Regions from separate parts of the Homo sapiens genome. Here regions 1, 2 and 3 are each linked to region 4. The links are chromatin loops, found by intact Hi-C in ENCODE. Cell type or tissue: heart left ventricle. All regions are shown on one strand. Links, peaks and the distances in the headings refer to the core of each region. The heading gives the core; the rest is flanking DNA. Region 1 has its middle 350 kb from the start of C11orf87. Region 2 has its middle 120 kb from the start of C11orf87. Region 3 overlaps DDX10 (DEAD-box helicase 10). Region 4 has its middle 300 kb from the start of DDX10.

The links. A loop is a pair of places that touch in the nucleus more often than their neighbours do. Peaks named below come from ENCODE experiments on the same cell type or tissue, not always from the same donor. Only the 100,000 strongest peaks of a DNase experiment are listed, where the experiment ranks them.
Region 1: a loop joins it to region 4, with 4 times the contacts of the local background. A loop is called at or near these places in 10 of 110 quality-filtered maps.
Region 2: it touches region 4 in a loop (4-fold over the local background); 4 of 110 quality-filtered maps call a loop at or near these places.
Region 3: a loop joins it to region 4, with 4 times the contacts of the local background. A loop is called at or near these places in 2 of 110 quality-filtered maps.

The regions. Positions count from the first base shown.
Region 1 is chr11:109,069,316-109,074,872 of GRCh38, reverse strand. No RefSeq gene overlaps it. Among named protein-coding and RNA genes, the nearest start is that of C11orf87, 350 kb to the left of the region's middle. In heart left ventricle, for the core only: no CTCF peak of the experiment used is centred there; no DNase peak of the experiment used is centred there; H3K27ac peaks cover 1,823 bases.
Region 2 is chr11:109,299,521-109,305,077 of GRCh38, reverse strand. No RefSeq gene overlaps it. Among named protein-coding and RNA genes, the nearest start is that of C11orf87, 120 kb to the left of the region's middle. In heart left ventricle, for the core only: no CTCF peak of the experiment used is centred there; no DNase peak of the experiment used is centred there.
Region 3 is chr11:108,854,541-108,860,097 of GRCh38, reverse strand. The region is part of intron 16 of DDX10 (DEAD-box helicase 10); the gene reads right to left. Among named protein-coding and RNA genes, the nearest start is that of DDX10, 190 kb to the right of the region's middle. In heart left ventricle, for the core only: no CTCF peak of the experiment used is centred there; no DNase peak of the experiment used is centred there; H3K4me3 peaks cover 544 bases; H3K27ac peaks cover 1,648 bases.
Region 4 is chr11:108,965,481-108,971,037 of GRCh38, reverse strand. No RefSeq gene overlaps it. Among named protein-coding and RNA genes, the nearest start is that of DDX10, 300 kb to the right of the region's middle. In heart left ventricle, for the core only: no CTCF peak of the experiment used is centred there; a DNase peak (open chromatin) is centred at 3,257; H3K27ac peaks cover 2,206 bases.

The sequences.
Region 1 (5,557 bases), core at 244-5,243, 100 kb before region 4:
GATATTTAGTGGAAAGAGTACTGGGTTAACAATTAGTGACCTTGCTCTCAACTAGCTCTGGAATCTTGAAGAAGTCACCTTACTTCCCATCACACGCAAAATAAACTAAAGAATCTCAGAGATTATCCTCTGGCAATAAGGGAATTCAGATTCAAAGATACAAATAGATGAAGATGCTAGAAGGCATTGTATCTAGGGTTATACAGAGATATCAGCCTTGGGATCTACCAGAATTGCTGGACAAGATTAGCATTTCTGACCAATTCAGGATCTGAAGAATCTAGATCAAACAGGACTACCTTGTATTGTATCCAAAGGCAACTGGGGAGCAAGGAAAGGAGAACAGGAGAATAGAGAGAATCCTCCTTCTCTGAGATTATGGCTGCAAATTTCAGGTAGAAGCTCTCTTCCAACCAAGATAGACTTGAAAGCACTGAGTCACTTTGACTCTAACTAGCTAAGCAATCAGACTTTGTAATGAAGCACCTAGGTGTTCCCCACATGTGGTAGATAGGCAGGGCAGGAGCATCAGAGAAGGAAGGTGAAAAGCAGCAGCCAGCTTTGAGATGTGGCTTCCAACTCACCTGCAACACACACACACACACACACACACACACACACACACACACACACACACTTATGCCTGCCCCTTATGCCTGGGCAGGGATCCATGACCCTGATTCACATGTTATATGTTCCTCCTCCCCATCAGCCAACCTAAACCCTGTCTAAAGTAGCAGTGTCTCGTTTAGGACCAATGAGAGGGCTTGAGCAACTCAGGCAGGCATGGGCACATGGGCCCAGCTGGGCTGAAGATGTCACACTTTGTTCTTCAAAGTGACTGATTGGACCTCAAGAATAAATGTCCCACAAAGAAAATACATTTAACATCATGGCACAAAAATTAAGAGAGAAGTGACTTTCCCCTACACTTTGCACCTCTCCACACATAAATGCATGCAAACACCTACCCATTGACCAACAGAAATATCACACTGGGACTATTTCCAAAGAGTCTCTGAAAAGTCATTAAGTATTTTGTAAAATACTTCACAAAGAGACAAGTCTTGCCAGCCATCCTTGATGATCTGTCTCCCTAAAATAACTCCAATCCCAGCAGCCTCCCAGGTGCTGGTAGGTAGACAGTGCCACAGTCAGCTCAATCTCTGCGGAGGCCCAGCCTATTTGATGCTGCACATATATGCACTGCCTTCACTTTCATCATCCTTCACACCTACTCTACCCATCCATGTCTCTGCCTGGCCAGTCCCTACTCATTCTTGAATGTCAGTATAAATGTCTCTTCCTGCACAAAGCCCTTGGTGAGTCCCCAGGTTGGTTTCAGTACCCTTTCTATGTGTGTCTTCACCTACACGGGCATTAGTTGACACCATTGTAGTTGTGCATTGACTTGTCTATCTTCACTAAACTGTAGGTTCCTTGAGGACAGAGAATATGTCTCCAGCACTTAACACAGTGTTGGCATATAGAAGTGCTCAATAAATATTTGTTTAATGAATGAGTGAATCCAAACCAGATTAATGGTTGGGATAAAAAACTACTCAGGTCTACTGAGGAACAAACCAATAAACCTGGTGAAAGGGAAGTGGAAGTACCCAGGCACAAAAACCAGGTACTCTCCCTAGAGTTCACAATGAGCCAGCTAGGTGACTGTAAGACCCAGAGATCGGTTCTGCTGAATATGCAATATCAGAGGGCAGAGTAAAGAGTAACAAAGCCAAACCAGTTGTTCCTTGTAAGAAAAGAGAGAAGAAAACCGACACTTAAAGAATACCTATCAGTACCCCTTTTAAGCCAGAAAAGAACTTACAAGTTATTATCACCTTCTCACAGACAAGAAAAATCATGCTCAGAGAGGTAAATAACATGTCAAGTAAATAGCAAAGTTGGTATTGGAACTTGGACCTGCTGATGCCAGAGTTCACACTTTATTTTACTCTATCTTATTGTTTCTGAATTTTCCACAGATTTGGATGTCCATTTCTACATTCTGGGAAATCAGATGGTAGGTAGAAAGCTGGGTACCCTGGAAGCTGTGGCATTTGACATGCAGTAGTGGCACTGAATCAATGAGCAGATGAACAGGCATTCACTATGGTCTGCAAAGGGCTCGCATTGCCAAAGATCTTCTTGTCTTTGAAAACAACTTCAAAGAAAAAGAATAAAGTTCAGAGAAGGGAATGCAAAGGATAATGAGAAGAGAGGGGAGAGTCAAGAAAGCCTCCTCCAGATGGATGACATACGAAAAACATTATATGAAAACATCACAGTGAACACCCAATCTCTCACTGAAAATGGGCAGCAAGACCATCCTTAACTGTCATTATGAGCAGAGACATGTGATATAGTTTGAATATATGTCCCCACCAAATTTCATGTTGAAATGTAATCCCCAGTGTTGGAGGTGGGACCTAGTGGGAGGTGATGGGATTTCTCATGAATGGTTCAGCACCATCCCCTTGGTGCTGTCCTTGTGATAGTGCATTCCTTCTCATGAAATCTGGCCGTTTAAAAGAGTGTGGTGCCTCCCCCACATAGTCCCAGGTCTCTCTCTTGCTCCCACTCACACCATGTGACATGCTTGCTTTTTCTTTGCCTTCTGCCATAATTGGAAGCTTCCTGAGACCTCACCAGAAGCAGATGCTGGTGCTATGCTTTCTATACAGCCTGCAGAACTGTGAGCCAATTAAAGCCCTTTTCTTTATGAATTACCCAGTCCCAGGTATTTCTTTATAGCAATGTAACAACAGCCTAACCCAACATGAATCAGCTACGGGGCCTCAGCCAACTATTAGCACATAGACTCCTGCCTCCAAAGGCGAAGGTACTGAGAGTTAAGAGAAAAGCTTAGAGGAAATGAAAATGCATCCAATTCCCCGTCAAATGAAAATGCTATGGGCCAAAGGCCAAAGAATATTCTTGGCCTGGATGGTGCTCTCCACGCTAAATTTAGCTGATTGCTGAGCTTTTTTTAAGAGGCATCTTATTCAACCTTTTGCAAGCCACAGATTTACCTCCTAATGCACAACTTGCTTCCCCCTGAAGCTGGAACACATTGTCCTTGGCTTTGTCATCTGTGGGAGAAGCAATGCCAACAAAAACTCTGCTGTTATCACCTGGCTCTGCTTGTCCAAGCAGTGCCTGGATGAGGTTCTTTAATGGCACTGACAAAAGGCTCTCTATCCTCAGTAATCCAGCCCACCTCCCCTGACCCCACCATCCCCATAACTATAACCTCATCTTAATTCTTATTAACAGAAATCCATTCTTCTGTGTTTATCACTCTAGCTGCAGAAATCAGCTTTTAAAATGAGAAAACTTTAGGGAGAGTTTGCATGCCCATTAACATAACCAAAATCTGTGCAGATTCTAACACTGCTTGCTTCATTTGCTCCTGATAACACAGTGCAGACTGAGAGGCAGCATGCAAGGTTGAAAAAGCATGAGACTTTAGACTAAGACCTAGATTGAGAGCCTCATTCTTTTTATCCAGACAATCTTCAGCTTGCCTCATATGAAAAGTGAGGATTATGATATCTAGTTTTGCCCAATAAAGGTAAATTAATAATATTTTAGGTGGTTATTAATCTTAGGAATTTTAGGACCAAAAGAACCAAGAGGTTACATGCACAGAGAACGGGGCTGGAGACAGTTTGGGAGAATTGGTGAGTAAGGTGGCGTCAAGACACAAGTGAAGCTAATATCAGACTTATGAGAGTCAGAGTCAGGAAGCACAGAAGCCAACAAAGAAAGTGAGGACAGGGGGAGAAGATGCAGGCCCATCCAACTCACCTAGAGCAGTGGCATATGTATAGTTAGTCATGTTTCGGGTCATCATGTGGTCACCTCTGAGTCCCTAGTAACTAATGTTCATTTGGCAATTGTTAAGTATTTATTAAGTGCAATTGTCTGCCAAGTGATGATCAAGAGAATAGGTTTAGAGCACTTAGGGTTATAGTAAGTTCCTTCCAGACTTTGGGATAAGACAGGAAAATAGCCTAATGCAAAAACTAATAAAACTCAACACACAATGGGTGGTAGTCGTCATTTACAGAAGCAACCCACTCTAGTAAACAGTTAGTAAATAAGTTATCCCAGACAGGGAGAACAGAGCAAACAGGAAGAAGAGAGATCACACACACACACACACACACACACACACACACACACACACATTTACAAATCAAAAGGGCCCATTCCATTGAGTGTTCAGCACAATGAAAGAAAAGTAATCTAAACTTTGGTACATTTTCATGACATTTCAGAGTACTAGGGCTGAAGAGCATACTCTAACCATCCTTAAAGCTTCCGAAGGGAAAAATGGAGCAGTGTCTTCAAGTGAGGAAAACTAATTTCCAACCAAGAATTCTATACCTATGCAACCTAAGATCAAAATGTAGGACAGAGTAAAGGCATTTTCAGAGAATGATGACATGAGATTAGGGAGTGGGGAGTAGTTGCTGGTTAAATGTTTGGATTTTCTTCTCAGGAAAGGGAAGCTACTAGAGGATTCTGACCAGAGAAATGATGTGATCTGACTCATAGTTGATCTTATAGTCTATTTATCTGATAGTAGTATAGTCACTCCATAGCTCTTATGGTTAATATTTGCATGGTATATCTTTTTCCATTCTTTTACTTTCAACCTGTTTATATCTTTGAATCTAAAGTAACTCCTGGGTCATGTTTTGTTTTTATCAAATCTGATAATCTCTTTCTTTTGATTAGATTGTTTAATATATTTACATTTAATATTATTGATATGTTTGGAGTGCCAATTACCACTTTGGCTTGTGCTTTCTACATGTCTCATGGCTACATTGTTTATATGTTTCTATTGTTTATACGTTTCTCTTCTACCATCTCCTTTGTCTCAAGTGATTATTTCCTAGTATACAATTTAAATTCCTTTAATGATTCTTAGCTATATATTTTCAGTTATTTTCTTAGTGGTGCCCTAGGGCATTATAATACACATCTTATCAGTATCTACTTCAAATTAAAACTAACTTAATTCCAGTAAGATATTAAAACTTTTCCTATATTGCTTCATTCCCTCTCCCTTTTTTGTGCTATTATTCTTAATATATTAAGGCCTACAGATGTTACAAACCTAACAATACATTGTAATTACTGCTTTTTACACAGTACGTCTTTTATGAAATCTAAGAGAAGAAATGAGAACACAAACATATTTATTGTTTTTTAAAAATATATGTGAAACTTCTTATTTGCCAATTGTGGTTATCTTCACTTCTTGTGGATTTTAATTATCATCTGATGTCATTTCCTAATGCCAATTAGTTTCCTTCTCACTCCTTCCTTTGTGGTGTTATCAAATATATTGTTTCTGTATGTTATAGTTCCAACAATACAATTTTAGATACTGTTTTAAGTCAGAAGAAGAGCTAATTTGCAATAACGCTGTCTTTTATCATCACCTACAGAATTACTTTTATCAGAGCTCTTTGTTTTTTCATGGAGATTCAAATGACAGGTGTCACTTCCTTTCATCCTGAAGAACTTCCTTTAGTAT
Region 2 (5,557 bases), core at 395-5,394, 330 kb before region 4:
GCAAGTGCCTATAATCCCAGCTATTCAGGAGGTTGAGGCAGGAGAATCGCTTGAACCTGACCTGGGAGGCAGAGGTTGCAGTAAGCCAAGATCACTCCACCGCATTCTAGCCTGGGTGACAAAGCAAGACTCCATCCAAAAAAAGAAAAAGAAAAAAAAAATCAGGGTTGTTGACTTGGGACTCTATATATTTTTTTTACTAATACATAATATTTGTACATGTGAGATTTTGATTCATGCATACAATGTATAATAATCAAATCAGGGTACTTAGGATATCCATCACTTTGAACATTTGTCATTTCTTTGTATTGAGAACATGTCAAATCTTCTCTACATTTTAATAAGTTCCTCAATGATTCTTAAGGAGCAAAAATAGTTTGAGAGACACGGTGCTAAGGATTAGGAGTGGTTAGAGACAAGACAGAAGTGACCTCAAATGGGAAGATTCCCTTACAAATGAATGCAATGTATTCCAATTATTAGGGCTGATTATGTTCCACCAAGTCACTATGGACAATGAATTAGCAAACACTGAGCCATGGCTCCTAGGTAAAATACAGGGTTAGGTTACTGCAAGCCTCTGCTCATAACATTTTAATCAACGAATAAAAACATAACCTTGTTTTATGTGTGTTTCTGTTTGAAGACATCTTATGTAACATATACAATTGATTCATTAACATTGTGCTCATGGCCCACAGTGCTATGACTCATGCCTGAATGAAGCTTCTCTAACATATGTGTTTTCTCTGTAAGGGGCATTGCAGCCTTCTTGTGCTTAGAATACTAGACAGCACTTCAGAAGTAAGCTCAGGGCCCATTTTAAACAGTAAAATCATCAATAAAAAAGCACAAAAATGCAACAAAATCTGGCAAAAAAAAAAAAAAAAGGATACTTAATAGCATGAGAGCTAAAACAAGAAGGAGTGTCACCCTTTTCTCCCTCAGCTGGGAACACGAATGTTGAGGAGTAACTCAAATTTTTCACAGCCTGGTACATGTCTGACAACGGCTGTGGAAATGCCATGAGTATTGATTTGGGGGTTACACATAAATTTTAGGCACTGGGCAAATTTGCAAACACAGAATTCACAAATAATGAGGACTGATTATATAGTGAGGATGGATTACAAAAATAGTTTGCACATGCATTATCTCATTACCTTACTTGATCACACAATAACTCTGGAACTTAAATAGAACATCTACTATTTTGATTCCCAACACTGAAATAAGAGACTGTGGGCCTAGAGAGCCGGAAAACAAACCAAGGTCTTTTAACTCCAAGGCCCTTGCTTTTTCCATTATACAGTAAAAGGAAGTCAACTCTGCTAATGCTCTTTCAAATGCTAGAACTGTCCAGCCAAGTGAAGATGCCTCAGAGAAATGGGGTGCAGTGGAAAGCAGGCATAGCATGCTTACACTGGGGGAAATTGGGGAAAGCCAGAGCAGACCTAGCCCTAGACACAATGGGGCTTAATCACTATTTGCACAAGCTGTACAAGTGTGCTTTCTTTTTATGTGTACTGAGGTTTGCTTTGAAGTATTTCAGTCAGAAGGCAAGCACTGACTGAGTCCCATTGGGTGCATTTTATTAGATAATGAGTCAGAGAAGAAAGAAGCAGCAATTCCTGATCCGAAGAAGATTATAGACAAATGGAGAAAACATTGTATAAAATAGTTAATCTAGTAAATAGAGTTTGATTTGAGGGAGAACATAGATGAAGAGGGTAGATCCGAGACACTATTTGAAAATAGAGGTAAAGGACTTGTCATGTAAAATAGGAGAAAGATTATTCCATGCATTTAAAACAGTTTGGGCCAAATTCCTAAGGCATTGATAGTCAAGAGGTTTACTGCCTGCTCTGTCATTTTCTAGCCACGATACCTACAGAAGTTGATTGAAACTTTTTCGGACTCAGTTTACTGATCTATGTAGTGGGGCTTCAGTGCAGGTCAACATACTTTAATTAGCAGAATGCTGCAGCACTAAGACCTAGGATTCAAAAGCTTCAAAGGTGTATTTGATATAGCTTATGCTTTCCAGGAATAGGAGGAGACAAGACACATAACAAATAGATAATTTTAATACAAAATAAATGTTAGGATGTGGATGGGCACACTTAGACTGCGTAATCTTGCAGCAGGGGAGGGGGCAGGGAAACTGCCTGGAGGAGCTGGCCCAGACTTCTAAAGGACAGTAGGAATTAGATAAGCAACAAAAGGGGAGGGCAAGTCCTGATCAAGACGGAGCAAGAGCAAAACCTCAGCAGTGTGAGATATTGCAGTGGGTTCTGGGAACTGTGTTTGGTTTGGCATTGCTGAGTCATATGATGAGAAGAGAAGAGTGAGGATAAAAGAGCTGGAAAGGTAGAAAACAGCAAGATCCTATCAGCATAAGAACTCACTGACATATTTTAAACCAGGGAGTGATATGGACAGATTTGTCCTTCCTGAAAGATTCCTCTGGCAGCAATAAGGAGGAAGAATCTGAGGTGGACACGAATGGAAGTAGTCCAATGTCTGGTTGTGATAACCCAGGTAGATGCCTCATAGATTTGTTGTGGGAGCCAATGAAATAATGTGCGTGAAAGCAGATTGTAAGCTGTAAAGCAAACCAACACAAAACAGTATTTTTCTTATGTAAACAGATAACATTGAAGTGCAAAGCGAAGTGGGAAGAGAGCAACACAAGAACACAAGTTTTCCTAAAAGGAAGAATATGCTAGAAAACAATGAGATCACACATGCAGCATAAGATCATTTAGTTGAAAAGCTTTGAAGGTAGCAGAAGTTTTGACATTTGAACTGAAAAGTCAATGGATGCTTCTGAAGGAGGTTGAGGGACTGGCACAGTATAGATAATGGGCAGTTCTGGGCATCTGAGAGTAGAGAAGTTGAAAGCTAGCATATAAACAGTCCGAAGAATCCAGCTATGACTTGCTACATTTCCACCAAGATAAAAATGCAAAATTATTCAAAGTCCTGAACTCTAATAATGGCGTCCACCACAATGAAAAGAAAAAGCTAGAGTCCTGAAAAAGTTAGAGAATCTTAAAACTGGAAGGGATTCTGTAGAGGCGGTATAACACGATGGAGAAAAGTACAAAATCCGGAGCCCAGCTGTGTAGAATTGAATCCTACCACCTCTAGCTGCACAGTAAAGTTATATAAACTCTGTGCTTCAACTTTCTCATCTGTAAAATAGGGATAATAATAATACCTACCTCTCAGAGCTGTTGTGAGGCTTAAACAAGTTAATAAACATGAAATGCTTCGATTAGTGCCTATTGAGTGTTCAATAAATTTTAGAATTTAATAATTCTGTCTCCCACTTTAGAAATGAGAACACTAAGGTCTAGAGAAGTTGGCTCATCCAAACTTTTAAAATTTTTTATCCAGTACCCTAGAATTTTTTCTAGGCCTCCTGCAAATTAATAGCAAAATCATGGTTAATTCTATATCTGGGAGACCTAAATCTGCACAGCATTAGCTTCTGTGTTGGAATTGAAAAGGATCCAAGAAAGAGGAAAACTGATTTTAATTGACAAGAGCTCAGAGAACCAGAAGGTCAATATTGATGTAATCTGGGCTTCAAAGGCAGGGCCAAATGGTCTGCTGCTTCTTCTGTAAAGCACTCTCAAAAATGGTGAATGAGGAGTGGGCATTGCTCACCATCAGGAAACAGCAGAGTTGGAGAAGGCAGAATGGCAGATGGTGAGGTGGGGAGCATTACCTTAGGAAAGGTAAACAAGAAACCACCTATTAGCTCTGCCATGCTCTGGATTCTAAGCTGGAACTGCTGGCTCAGTTCAAGTATGTCCTCTTTTTCCCCCTCTCCTCTCCCCAGCACTGTTCTTGGCAACACATTTTATCTTCTAGCAGATGGCTGCAGCTGCTATGGTGGCATCTGTTGCTGCTCTTTCACCTTCCAGCTTTGGCAGGAGCAGTTGGCAAGACGAACTTGCAAGGTCTGTCAGCACCCAGTAGTATCACTATCAGTCTAACTTGTAAAAAAAAAAAAAAAAAAAAAAAAAAAAAAAAAAAAAGTAGAGGCAGAGGAAGTGCTGGTGCTACCAGCTGCAATCCCTGGGGCCTGCTTGATTCAAGAATCTGCTTCAGACTGGATTCTCCTCTCATGGGATCAGAAGTTGGGACAGAGTAGCTTAGATGAGCTCATTTTACCCATCACCCATCTTTAAAAATGAAGACCCTTTTGATTGGCAAATAAAGAGGCCCCGCTGCAAAGAGCAAGAGCAATAGGTCTTACAGATGAAAACTACATTGAAAATCCAGAGGAGCAATTTGAAGGAACAAAGTTAACATACTAATTCCTGCCTTCTCCAGCCTCATTTCACAGAATGGTTTCCAGCATGGCCTGAGACAGTCCTCACAAAGCTTTGAGGTATATTCAGAGCCCTATTTACATTGATGAGTGGAGTCTGTGTGAGTCCTGGCCAGCCTGGACTGGGGGTCACAGTCTGTGTTTCTCTATACCTCTATGTTTTCCTTATCTTGGGAAAAGATGGTTGCTACGGTTTTCTGTCTTGCACTTTCATCCCCTGTAGAAGCAAGATTTATGTCTCAAACCCCAGCCGATTTGGCCTGAGCTATAGGCGGCTGTTTAGCACTTGTCAAATCCTTCTTGGCAGTCAGTCATCCAAATCAGACAAACCAACCAGAAGGAAGGTTTATCCATTCCCTTGATACCATCATCCCTGAATAGAGGCTTTTACTGCCATGCCCCCCATCAAATGTCAGAAATATTGGACACTGAATCAAGATTGAATTAAACCTGAGTTCACTATGCCCTCTGGAAACCTGTGATTTGAATGAAACATTTTTCCCACCACTTCATCACCTCCATTGAATTACTATAGAAGGGATCTGTGAGCCAATAAGTTATTCTCGGCCATTGCTGGAAATTGGAAGAGACTCAGCAGTTGCGGGTTGGAAGTCAAGGCTGAACAAGAGGCCAGTATATTCCCAGTGACCAAGCATTTGTATCAACTGACAGCTCACAGGAAAAATTATGTGACAAATTTTGAAGAAAATAACTTTGATGAAAATACATAAAGGAAGAAGAAGATACCATATTTTATTTAAATTATTCAAAAATTTACTGGGTGTCCAACTGGACACCATTCTAGGGTTTAGGTCGTGTGGTACCCAGGAAAAAAGGGGGAAAACTAGTTAGGAAATGGAGGGAAAGCTAACACAAATTGAACTAAACTCAAGAACAGAAGATGTAACATCACAGGGGAACTGACAATCAAACAACACATGTAAATAACAAGAATCAAATGCAGTCTAATTCTGACAAATAACAAGACTGAACAAGAGTACTGTCTATTCAAAGTAGCAAAATGAGCACATATGCCTACCTTTCCTCTAGACGAAGTTTCCAGTGAAATGACAAAAATAGACATATTTTTAAAGAACACAACCATAACAGCACTAAAAAACAACACAGAGGCCAGGCGCGGGGGCTCATGACTGTAATCCCAGCACTTTGGGAGGCCAAGGCAGGTGGATCGTGAGGTCAAGAGATCGA
Region 3 (5,557 bases), core at 256-5,255, 110 kb after region 4:
GTTCTCTAGCCCTGCCTCTTTTTCTTCACATAAGCAACAGGATTCTGAGTTATGAAACAAAACAAGAAGAAGAAGAAAGGAGGAAAGAATCTACATGTTTTTTTCAACTTAGAGACTTTTGTATACTATATCAGAAATTATGATGGTATAATCTTACAACAGCCAGTAATGACTACTAACAGTCAAAAGAATAACCATCATTTAGACCATTAATGAATGCTAATACATACAAAAATATAGGCAAATGATCCTAAGTATCAGTCTCCACAATCACGATGGTCACATCCACACATACCCACAGGCACAGTTCTCTACAAAGTAGAGCATGTAACCACTGGAATAACACAGACTCAGCCACATAATGAAACTGACCACAATGATTCAAATACAGTTAATTTGTTCTGCTAGATGTGCCTATAAATCCCTAACTCAAGCATATAAATGTCAAATTATCTCTAACTTCACCTAAGCTGAATCAACCATGATGAAGTATAAAGGGCATCACCTGGATTTATTTACTGTTTAGGCTGTTTCATTGGAAAGGATCTAAATGACCACCCAACTGAACAGACTATCAGACCACTTAATAATACAACTATTTTCTACAACATAAACAAAGGGATATGTACACACACAGCCCTTTTTTTTTACACCTTACTCAAATTTATTAGGAATCTGTTTTCCTCAAGTTTTATCTGGTTAGTACATTTTGCAAGTTTAATAAAAGAAACAGTATTCTGACTCTAACACCAAACATTAATTCTCTAAGAAGTATTAGAATAAACACATTCTGACATAGTCATTAAAATTCTGCCTTAAATTAATCTGGTCTAATACTCCAAGTGTAAAAGGTTTGACTTGTTTCCTGAAAAATTTCCTCTTATTCTCAGAGTTAATGGCTGCCCTGAACAGGTTTAAGATCATCCTTAACACCCACTGCAGAGTCATCAGTGGTCAGAGTCAAGGAGTGCAATCCGACCTGGATCTGAGTGCTAGCTCTCCTACAATCTAACCACATTTGAATAAGGTCACAATTATTCAGGCTACTCACGTTCAATGGCATCAAATGCAACATTCACCATGATACTGCCAATGAAGACATTTTAGCAGGATCCACTTTTTTGGTCAATCAACAAATATTTATGAGCAAGGAACTGCATCACAGAATGAAGTCACAACTTCCATGGGCATTCAGTTCCAAAGCTGACAGGCAAGGTGAAAATCAACATATCAAATTACCCTAGAGTATCCCTTTTACCACCCATACAGTACCATACACTCAAGTTTTCCATATGCAACTTGAGGAGCTCGAAGTTAGATAAAAAGAAGGAAGAAAGGCAAAATCAATATGCACATCTTAGGACAACTCATCCTTTAAGAATTTATTAAATTCTTCGCAAATAAGGCATGCGTGAAGGATTCTAATGGGATTCTGATTGCCTACAGAGTTTACTACATTGTTTTAATATTAAGAATCTATCATCTTAATACAAATTCACGGATTTGTTTAACACAAGATGGGGTAGAAGGGAAGTAGGAACTTGGAAAGGGCTGAGTGTGTTAGATACATCCAGTCTGGCAGAATGGAAATTCACTGTATTCTGCAGGCCCCGGTGCTAGACCTCAAGGATCTTATAACTGACATAGCATTAACATGTAAAGTGTTAACTTTAAGAATGAATATAGTTGCATTTCACTGATTCAAATATCTACAGAGCATTTATTATGTGCCATCCATGAAAAAAACTCAGCTGCTGCTCTCAAGGAGTTTATAGTCTAGTGATGAGAGACAATCACCAAGTAACACGGCAGAATAATGTACACGAAGTCCGGTGGTCCAGAAAGGAAGAACGTCATGAGTCGGCCTGAAGGAGGCAGAAAAGGCTTCAAAACGGAAACAGTTCAGAGGAAAAAGCAATGAAGGAGAAGATATCCTAGGCAGAGGGAAAACATGTATAAAATTTAAAAATCAAGAAGATATGAGAATATGGTATGTTTAACAGGTCTTCCTGGGCTGGAAATAATGGTAAATGTTTCCTAATTTTTCATTTGTAAGAAAAAATTAAGCTGCTGGGATTCCAGTGAGATTTTATAGTAACTAATAGGAGATGCACAATATTCTGTATCCGCCTATGGTTCTGTTCTGCTTCTTAATATTCTGTTTCTCAATGCAGCCACCTATAAAAGAGAACTAATTGTGGATAAGGAAAGCAATTTCAGGAGAAGAAATATTTACTTGCAACTTCTGCTTCAGTTTTTAAGACTCTCAAATTGAATATTCTTGACTACCTCGGAAATGACCTATGGCCTAATGCTTAAGAGTCAACGCTTCAGCGTCATATAAAGCAGATTTGCATCCTGGCTCTGCCATTTCCTAGCTGTATGTTATTGGGAAAGTTACTTCAACTTCCTAAGCTTCAATTTCCTTGTCTACAAAATAAGAAATCATAATATGAGTGACCTCAGCACTGTTTGCGAGGAGATGGCCAACTGTGAGCCAGAAAGCCTGCCCTCAGCCAACAAAGCACTGTGATGAGAGATAGGCACACAAAGGAAAACAAGAGCCAGAGCCAAAGAGAGAGAGAAGTGCAACCACATCAGCACTGTAATTATTGGCGGTGCTCTAGACAGGGGACCACGGGAGTAGTTCCAAAAGCAGGAGCCCATAATATGTGAGAGAGTCAGAAAAATCTTCATGAAAGGGGTAACCTTTTACACATGCTGAGAACAGGCCCAGAAAGATAAATGGCTTGTCCCCAGCCACCCAGAAACTTTAAGACATAGCCTGCCTTCTAGATCTCAGCCCAGAGTTCTTTCCTTACTAAAGGTATTTGCTATTAGTAATTTTCCATGACTAGTCGTTAGATCATGTATCATGGATGCGATTTGTTTTTACATAGAAAAAGAAAAAAAAGCAACATACAGAAAGGGCATAGGACAATAAACAATAACAGGGAATGAAGATTCAGGAAACCTGGGGGCATATACCAGTTCTGCCACCAAAGAAGCTATGACATTAGGCAAGTCATTCACTTGCTTTCAGCCCTAACTTATTTGGGTACTTTAAAAGTATTAGCTATGTAGCTATGTATGTATACATTTAAGGAAAACAATATTTCAAATAAAATATTCCCTGGAAGTTCAAAATGTAAAGAGGAAAATAAAGTTGAGCTGGTCTGGATGAGGACTAAATGGAACCCTAGAGCCTTGCCCAAATAATATTCTCACGCGGGGGTGGTGGGGGGTGGAGAGGAGAGTCCATAGGTCACTCAATATAATACTGAAAACCATTGGAGTAGATCAGTGGCTGCCACACTCGCTCTTCAATTTCATGGATCAGAAAAAGCTCAAAAAAGATTTTAAAGTGGTGAAATGGGTTTTTACTTTGTCAAATAATAAGACTTTTTAAAAAATTATCAGTATTATTTCATAAATGAAAGGATATTTTAGCACCAAAAAAGTAGGAAGAACAAAATATCAAATGAATAAAGTTAGCTTTGCTTTATGAAACTACTGTTGAGTCAGAGAAAAAGTCATTGAAGACCAGTAGATTAAAAAGTCAGTCCAGGGCATCTCTCAAGTCCATTAGTTTTTTAAGGTTTTTTTTTTGTTTTGTTTTTTGTTTTTTGTTTTTTTTGGTGGTTTTTTTTGTTTGTTTGTTTTGTTTGAGACAGAGTCTCGCTCTGTCACCCAGGCTGGACTGCAGTGGCGTAATCTCGGCTCACTGCAGCCTCCACCTCCCAGGTTAAAGTGATTCTTCTGCCTCACCCTCCCGAGTATGCTGGGATTATAGACGGGTACCACCATGCCTGGCTAATTTCTGTATTTTTAGTAGAGACAGGGTTTTGCCATGTTGGCCAGGCTGGTCTTGAACCCCTCACCGCAGGTGATCCACCCATCTCGGCCTCCCAAAGTGCTGGGATTACACGCATGAGCCACCATGCCCGGCCTAGAGTTTTAAAATTAATTAACTACTACTTCTTCAGACCTCCTATTCTGAGAGCTCTAACTTCAACACTACTTTTCTGTTGTACAGAGATTACCTTAGGTATTCAAGAAACTATTACCTAAAACCACTATTTGTTAAGTATAAATAAAAACACAGTACAAACCAAAAAATAAAAACAAGTGAAAATGTACATCTATAAAACTTCAACCTCAAAATGTATGACATATTTTCCCCACACCTTAAAAATACGAACTATAATCATCATTTTTAATATAGTCAAAGCAACTTTTAACTATTTTAAGTGTTTGAGCTCTTTCCTACTCTTTGTTCCTTCATAGTCAGTGTTCAATTTCATCAGCCTCAGACTTTTGTTTAATAAATCATACTTTTGGCCAGTTGCAGTGGCTCACATCCATAATCCCAGCACTTTGGGAGGCCGAGGAGGGTGGATCACGGGGTCAGGAGATCAAGACCATCCTGGCTAATGCAGTGAAACTCTGTCTCTACTAAAAATACAAAAAATTAGCTGGGCGTGGTGGCACATGCGTGTAGTCCCAGCTACTCGGGAGGCTGAGGCAGGAGAATCGCTTGAACCTGGGAGGCGGAGGTTGCAGTGGGCCAAGATCGCGTCACTGCACTCCAGCCTCGGTGACAGAGCGAGACTCCATCTTAAAAAATAAATAAATAAATAAAAATCACACTTTCTTTTCAAAAGCAGCACAGTAGTGAGATATTGCTGAGGATCTATTTCCTCAAGTTTCAGCACTGTTGTTCCTTTTCCTTACATTTATACAAAATCATTCCAGCGACCAGGGATTCCTACTAGCACTTGTGACCCTCAAAGCAAAAGGAAATTTAGCTAGATAATGAGGTAAAGCTGTATTCCAGGATTATGTAACCTACCTGAACTCAAAAAGCAATGTGGTCTATTGATCATTGCTACAAGTATTTTTCTAGATCTTAGTTTAAAATCTGTAGGTCATAAGAATATACGACATCTTGTTAGCTAAAGTAAAAACAATTCTATTGTGCAATTCAAGTACTTCTCTGCTAAAGAAAGTTTTGATACCCAAAAGACCTATATTTCCCAAACCACTATTAGGTACCCAGCAAACCTTCGTAACAGTTTCAGCTTCGTATTTATCTTCCATTCCCAATTCTGCACATAATATAACTAGGCAGAACTTAGATCTATCTTTTAACAAAAAGTCATATCAGATTCCTGAGAGGTCCATTCCAACTTTAGTTTATCCTACTCACACTTTAAAGCAATTTTTCTTAGAAGTACTTTCAATATGCCAGAGAAGATTCATTTCTAAAATTGAAAATTCACATTATCATTAAGTTTTCTCTTTTCTGGGAAATAAAGATAATTCCATGAAACTTCATTCAAGCACTTTCCCCAAAATTAAAAAAAAAATACTGTGTCCTTTATATCCTTCCTTGTATAATAAAATGATGTTTGCTGCATGAAACACAAAACAAGGTAGAAAGACAGCTACGTGAGTCCTCCCTTTCTTACACTTTCAGTTTCTATGCAGTGATTGCTTAAAATAGCTATAAACAGCTATGACTACATTTCCTGGTAAATTAAGTCTGCAAGTACCA
Region 4 (5,557 bases), core at 262-5,261:
GTCCTTTCCTTGCAAAGTCAAACCAAATAACCTGTTTCCGGGTTTGGTTTTGTTTTGTTCATTGAGCATATGATATTTACTCCTCTGCTCTCAGGTTTTCACAGAAGAAGAAACATCTACAAACACTTCAAGCCACTCAAGAAGTCCCAGGAAGGGATACTTGATCTTTCTTTTTGCCTTTTTACTTGCTTTTTCCCAGAGAAAATCAGATTTATCTGATTAGCAAAACTGGTGAAAGGCTGACACCCACTGGGCCCATTTACAGCGGGCAGGCCCATGCACTGTAACAAGTTACGGGTCCATCACTCACCTCTCACTCTTACGGGCCCCTGGGCTTTGGAGGCCTGGGCTCTCCTTGGGTTCCCAGGCTCATTTTGTTAAGCAGAATCAGAGAATGCCTGCCTATGATGCCAAGCCCAATCTCTACTCTGGGTTCCAGTTTCTTTATCTGAGACTGGGTGAGTGTTCCAATTACCCATGAGTAACAAACTATGCCAAAGCTTAGTGGCTTACAAGAACAGTTATTTCATAATATATTACAATTTTTCAGGTCAAGAATCTGAGATGAACTCAACTGAGCAATTCTTCTGCACCACATGACGCTGACTGGTGTTACTTCATGGTGTTTGGCTAGTGGCTGGGTCAGGTTGTGGCGGGGGTGGTTCAGACAGCTTCACTCATATGTCTGGCACCATGGTGGGGATGGCTGGAAGGCTGGGCTCGGCTGGGTGCCTCTTCCTCTCCATGGAGTCTCAGGGCTACTGTGTGGTTTCCCAGGAAAGCTGGACTTCTCACCTGCCCCTCCAGGTTCTAATAGTGAGTATTCCAAAAGAACAGAAAAAAGAAGTCACTAGGAAACTAGCACAATGTTACTTCTGCCCATATACTATTGATCAAAGCAGCCAAAGATCCCACACTGATTCAAAAGTGCGAGACATAGATTCTACTTGCAATGGGAGAAGAGTCAAAGGATATGAAGCCATCTTTATCTACCACAATGGGTAAGTCTGATTTTGAGGTGGGAGAAGATACAGAAAGCTCTATTTGGTCTCAAGCCTACAAAGTTTTCTGGAGAGCCCTTACTTTGGTAAATAAAAGTGCCCTGTGGACCCCTGCTTAACTCAGTTCTTTGTGTTTATTTTCTATAAGTCAGAACCCTAAAGAGTAAAAGGAATGACTGTCCACCCAGACCTAAGAAAGCCTGGGTTTAGAGAAGCCAAAAGTCTTAAGAAACCAGAGCAGGCTAATAGAGTGAGAACTCCAGAGAACACTTCCAATTTCTTCTAACCTTTTTTTGCTGCCAGCATGAAACTCACACTTGGTGTACTCAGCAGTTGCTGTCCTGTGACCTGTAGGGTAGGCTGGGACTGGAAAAGAAAGACTACAAATAATGCTTTTGGAGTTCTTCCCCAGTCGTTGCATTAGAAATGGGCCTTGTGGGACTTGGAGGTATAATTCCTGGGATCTAACAGCTGTGGCCTCTACATTGCTTGGCAACTTGCACCACCTTTTCTGGAGCAAACAATCTCACAGCAGACCTGGTGTGCTGACCCTGGGGACCCTGTGCCATCTGAATCACAGATGGCTCTCAGGCATCATCAAGGCCATGTTTCTGGGAGCATGGATGTGGAATGTTGGGTAAACGATGCACAAAGGCAGGGGCATGCCTGATTAAAGCAGCAGGGATTAGTGCTGAAGATCTAGGACATCTTATTTCCTATCCCAAATCCAAGCAAATGATACCACCAACAACAATAAGGGTAACAGCAACCACTGCTCTAAATATTTAAGTATATAAACTCACTTAATCCCCAAAACAATCCTGTGAGGTAGGACGACCACTAACTGCATCATACAGGTAAGAAATCCAAGCTCATAGCAATTGAGTAATTTGCTCAAGGTTACCTAGAAAGTAGGTGGAGGAGGAGGGATTTGAAATCCAGAGCCCTTGCCCTCAGTCACCCTGACTTTATCCTGGTTAACCTTAACAACGTGGCTGTGGACTATGTGTCCTTAAAATCAAGAGAGTGAGGCCAGGCACGGTGGCTCACACCCGTAATCCCAAACACTTTGGGAGGCCGAGGCAAGTGGATCACCTGAGGTCAGGAGTCTGAGACCAGCCTGGCCAACACGGTGAAACCCCGTCTCTACTAAAAATACAAAAATTAGCCAGGCATGGTGGTGGGTGCCTGTAATCCTAGCTACTTGGGAGGCTGAGGCATGAGAATTGCTTGAACCTAGGAGGCAGAAGTTGCAGTGAGCCCAAAATAGTGCCGCTGCACTCCAGCCTGGGCAACAGAGTGAGACTTTGTCTCCAAAAAAAAAAAATCAGGAGAGTGAAGCAGGACTTTGACTTCTGGTTTCTCAGCTCCTCTGTTGTGTTGGTTTGCTAGGGCTGCCATAACCAATTGCCACAGATGAGGTGACTTGAAATAATAGAAATTTATCCCCTCAGGTTTCTGGAGGCTAGACATCCAAAAGCAAAGCATCAGCAGAGCCATGCTCCCTCCGAAGGCTCTAAAGGAGGATTCCTCTTTGCCTCTTGCTGGCTTCTGGTGATTGGCAGCAATCTTTGGCTTTCTTAGCTTGTAGAGGTATTGCTCCAACCCCGGCTTCCACCTTCACAGGACCATCTTCCCTGTGTGTCTGTGTCCTCTGTGTCTGTCTCTGCTTCTCTTTTCCTCTTCTTATAAGGAAAGCAGTCATTGGATTTGGGGCCCACTCTGTTCCAGAGTAACCTCATCTTAACTAATTTACCAAAAGATTCTATTTCCAAATAAGGGCACACTCTGAGGTTCAGGGGCAAGAAATTCTGGGGGATACAATTCGAACCAGTATATTTGGGGACAAAATTAGGGCCATTCCACTGCAGAGGCAAGGACATCTTGATTTGGACTCAACTCTACCTTCCCTGAAGTTAAAATGGCTGTGTTCATTTGCCCAGCTTAGCTTTCTCTCTGGTCTCTAAGCTCTTTTAGAGTTTGTTCTTCATCTGTGTTAAGAACCCTAGCATTTAATTGGCTCACTTGTGAGGTCTGCTTGTTAAGGAGATTCTACGCTTCCCGTTGGTGGGGCAGTATCCCGTGTTTTCTGCCTCTCATGACAGCTTGCACAGCCTGTATTCACACAGGTCTCAGAATGGTCTTTCCAAAGCACAGTCTGAACGCGTCATTTTCCAAATGCTAAAATCTTTCCCAAACCCTCACCCCTCCCAGGAGCTCAGCCTGGCATGCAGTCTCCATGACAATGTGGAATAGCCCCGTGCTTGCAAGCATGAGCTCTGGAGTCAGACTGCCTTGGCTCAAAATCCTGGCTCTGCCACTTGTAAGCTGAGATTATATGGGCAATGCACTTAAGCAGTGTCTGGCACATAAGAAGTGTCTGCTAAATGTCGGCGATCATTATCATCACTGCTTTCCAGTCTGGGTTCCTGATCCACATTAACTCCTCGCTACTGCCCAAACACTGACATTTTTCAAGCTCCCATTCTTCACTTTTCTAGAATGCCCTTTTTCTTCCTTTCCACTGGAAATTCTAATTTATTGTTTTACAGCCCACTTCAAATTTGCCCTTTCAGTGATGCCTTCTCCCACCTGGCCTGAGCAAATTGTTGCTTTCTCCTCTGTGCTCCCACACACCCTGACCTTTCCATCCTCCATCTCTGTATTGCCTGCCCCTCTTGTCCCCAAAAGCATCCAGCACAGTGGCAGGCACATCAGTAAGCTGTCACAAGCTATTTATTAAATGGATGTACAAAATGCTGAATATTGGACATTTTTTTCAGCCTTTCCTCTCTAGTCTCTCACCCTTACAGACTCACCACTGTCCTTCAGTTCACCTACCGACCCACAGCCCCTCCAGGCTAATTTATAAATAGGAAATGACATCTGCATACAAATAGATCCCAGAGGCCAGGAATGCTCTGAAGACAAGGTCAGACACACTTGTTTTTTTCACCTTCTGAAATATCTGATTCCTACCTATTTTAGCTTCAGTATCTAAAACTCAGGCGTCTCCCTCACGGCCAGTGAAGGTTTTGCTCACCTTTTCACACTCTTCATGGAAAGCCTCTCTCCTTTGGCTGGTAGCCCTTCCCCAATATAACTCCCACCTGGTTCTAAAGCGCACCATTTGAAATGATTACAGCACGCCTGAAGAACCCAGTACTTTATTTCTTCACCCATTTAACACCAACTCTAACAAGACAGAAAGATTTGGACCCTCTTAGAGTTCTCTATTGTCAAATGAAGATGATGTTATCCCATGAGGAGCCGCATGTTTTGTAGGCTTTATGAACATGCAAGGGGTATGGAAATGTATAGCACAGGTGTGTTCCCCTGTTTGAGGGGATACAGGAAGTCCTGCATGGAAGTGATGTTTACTCAAAGATCTTGAAGGATGAGGAGCAGTTATCCAGGAGAAGAGCACGGGGAAGACTGCTCAAGGTGGCCCTGAGGCAGGAGAGAAAGATTCTTTATTCCGGAGAGCTGAGACAACCAGCACGGCTGGAGAATGGCAAGCCATCGGGCTGCTGAAGGAGGCAGAGGCCCTATTACAAAGGACAGCATGACTCAAGGGAAAGGTCTTCAACCTTATCCAAAGAACAACAGAGAGCCTCTAAAGGGCTGGAAGCAGGGAAGGGAGCTGCTTTGATTTGGTTTAGAAGGTTCATCTGGCTGTGGAATGGATAATAGATTGGTGGTGGTGAGTGATGAGTTAGGAGGCTGCTGCTGAAGTCCAGGTTCCTCCTAATGATGTCATATTAACTTGAATTCTGACACTCTTTCCTGAGTGGGAGAGACAGCAGCAATGCCCGCACATCAGCAGTATGAACAGAAGTGTTCAGCCCACAACCACATCATCCATCCATGCTTTGGGGACCATCATCTGATGCATCAAACAGGTCACCCTGGTTGAAAGCTGCTAACAGTGGCTGCCGTTCTTCACCTCCTCTCTCTGCTCTGCTTCCTCGTCCCACTGCTTGCTGTGTCTCCACTTGGCTCTTAAAACACCAACAGTAGAGGATGCTGGTAGTCCACCAAAATCCGCTCTTCCCTTTTTCCACAGGAGTAGAATCAAAGCCAGACATGGGGCTGTCTAGCCATGCTACATTGCCAGCTCAGCTTCCCTTACAGTTAGATGAGGCCGTGGATGAAGCTCTTACCAGTGGGATGTGTTGCAACCAGGACGACTTGCAGCCTGCAGCTCCAACCGTGTGACCTGACCCCCTCCATACTCTCTTTCCACATGTGGCTGTGACTCAGCCTTGGCCATCCAGGCAGTGAATGGCAAAGCGCTGGAGAAGGGCAGAGCCTTGAGATGGAAGGAATCTGGTCCTCTAGGAAGTAGACAGCACTGCCCACGGTCCAGGAATGCTTACCTGAGACATGCAAGACAAACTCCTTTGCTCTTTATCCCACCGTATTTGGGGTCTTTTTGTAAGAGCAGCTTAGCTCACACTCGTGTGCTGACCTCCCTTCTGTCCAACTCTTCTAACCCAGGAACTCCCCACCTCCCCCACTTCCTACACATTCATCCCATGGTTCTTCCACGCATG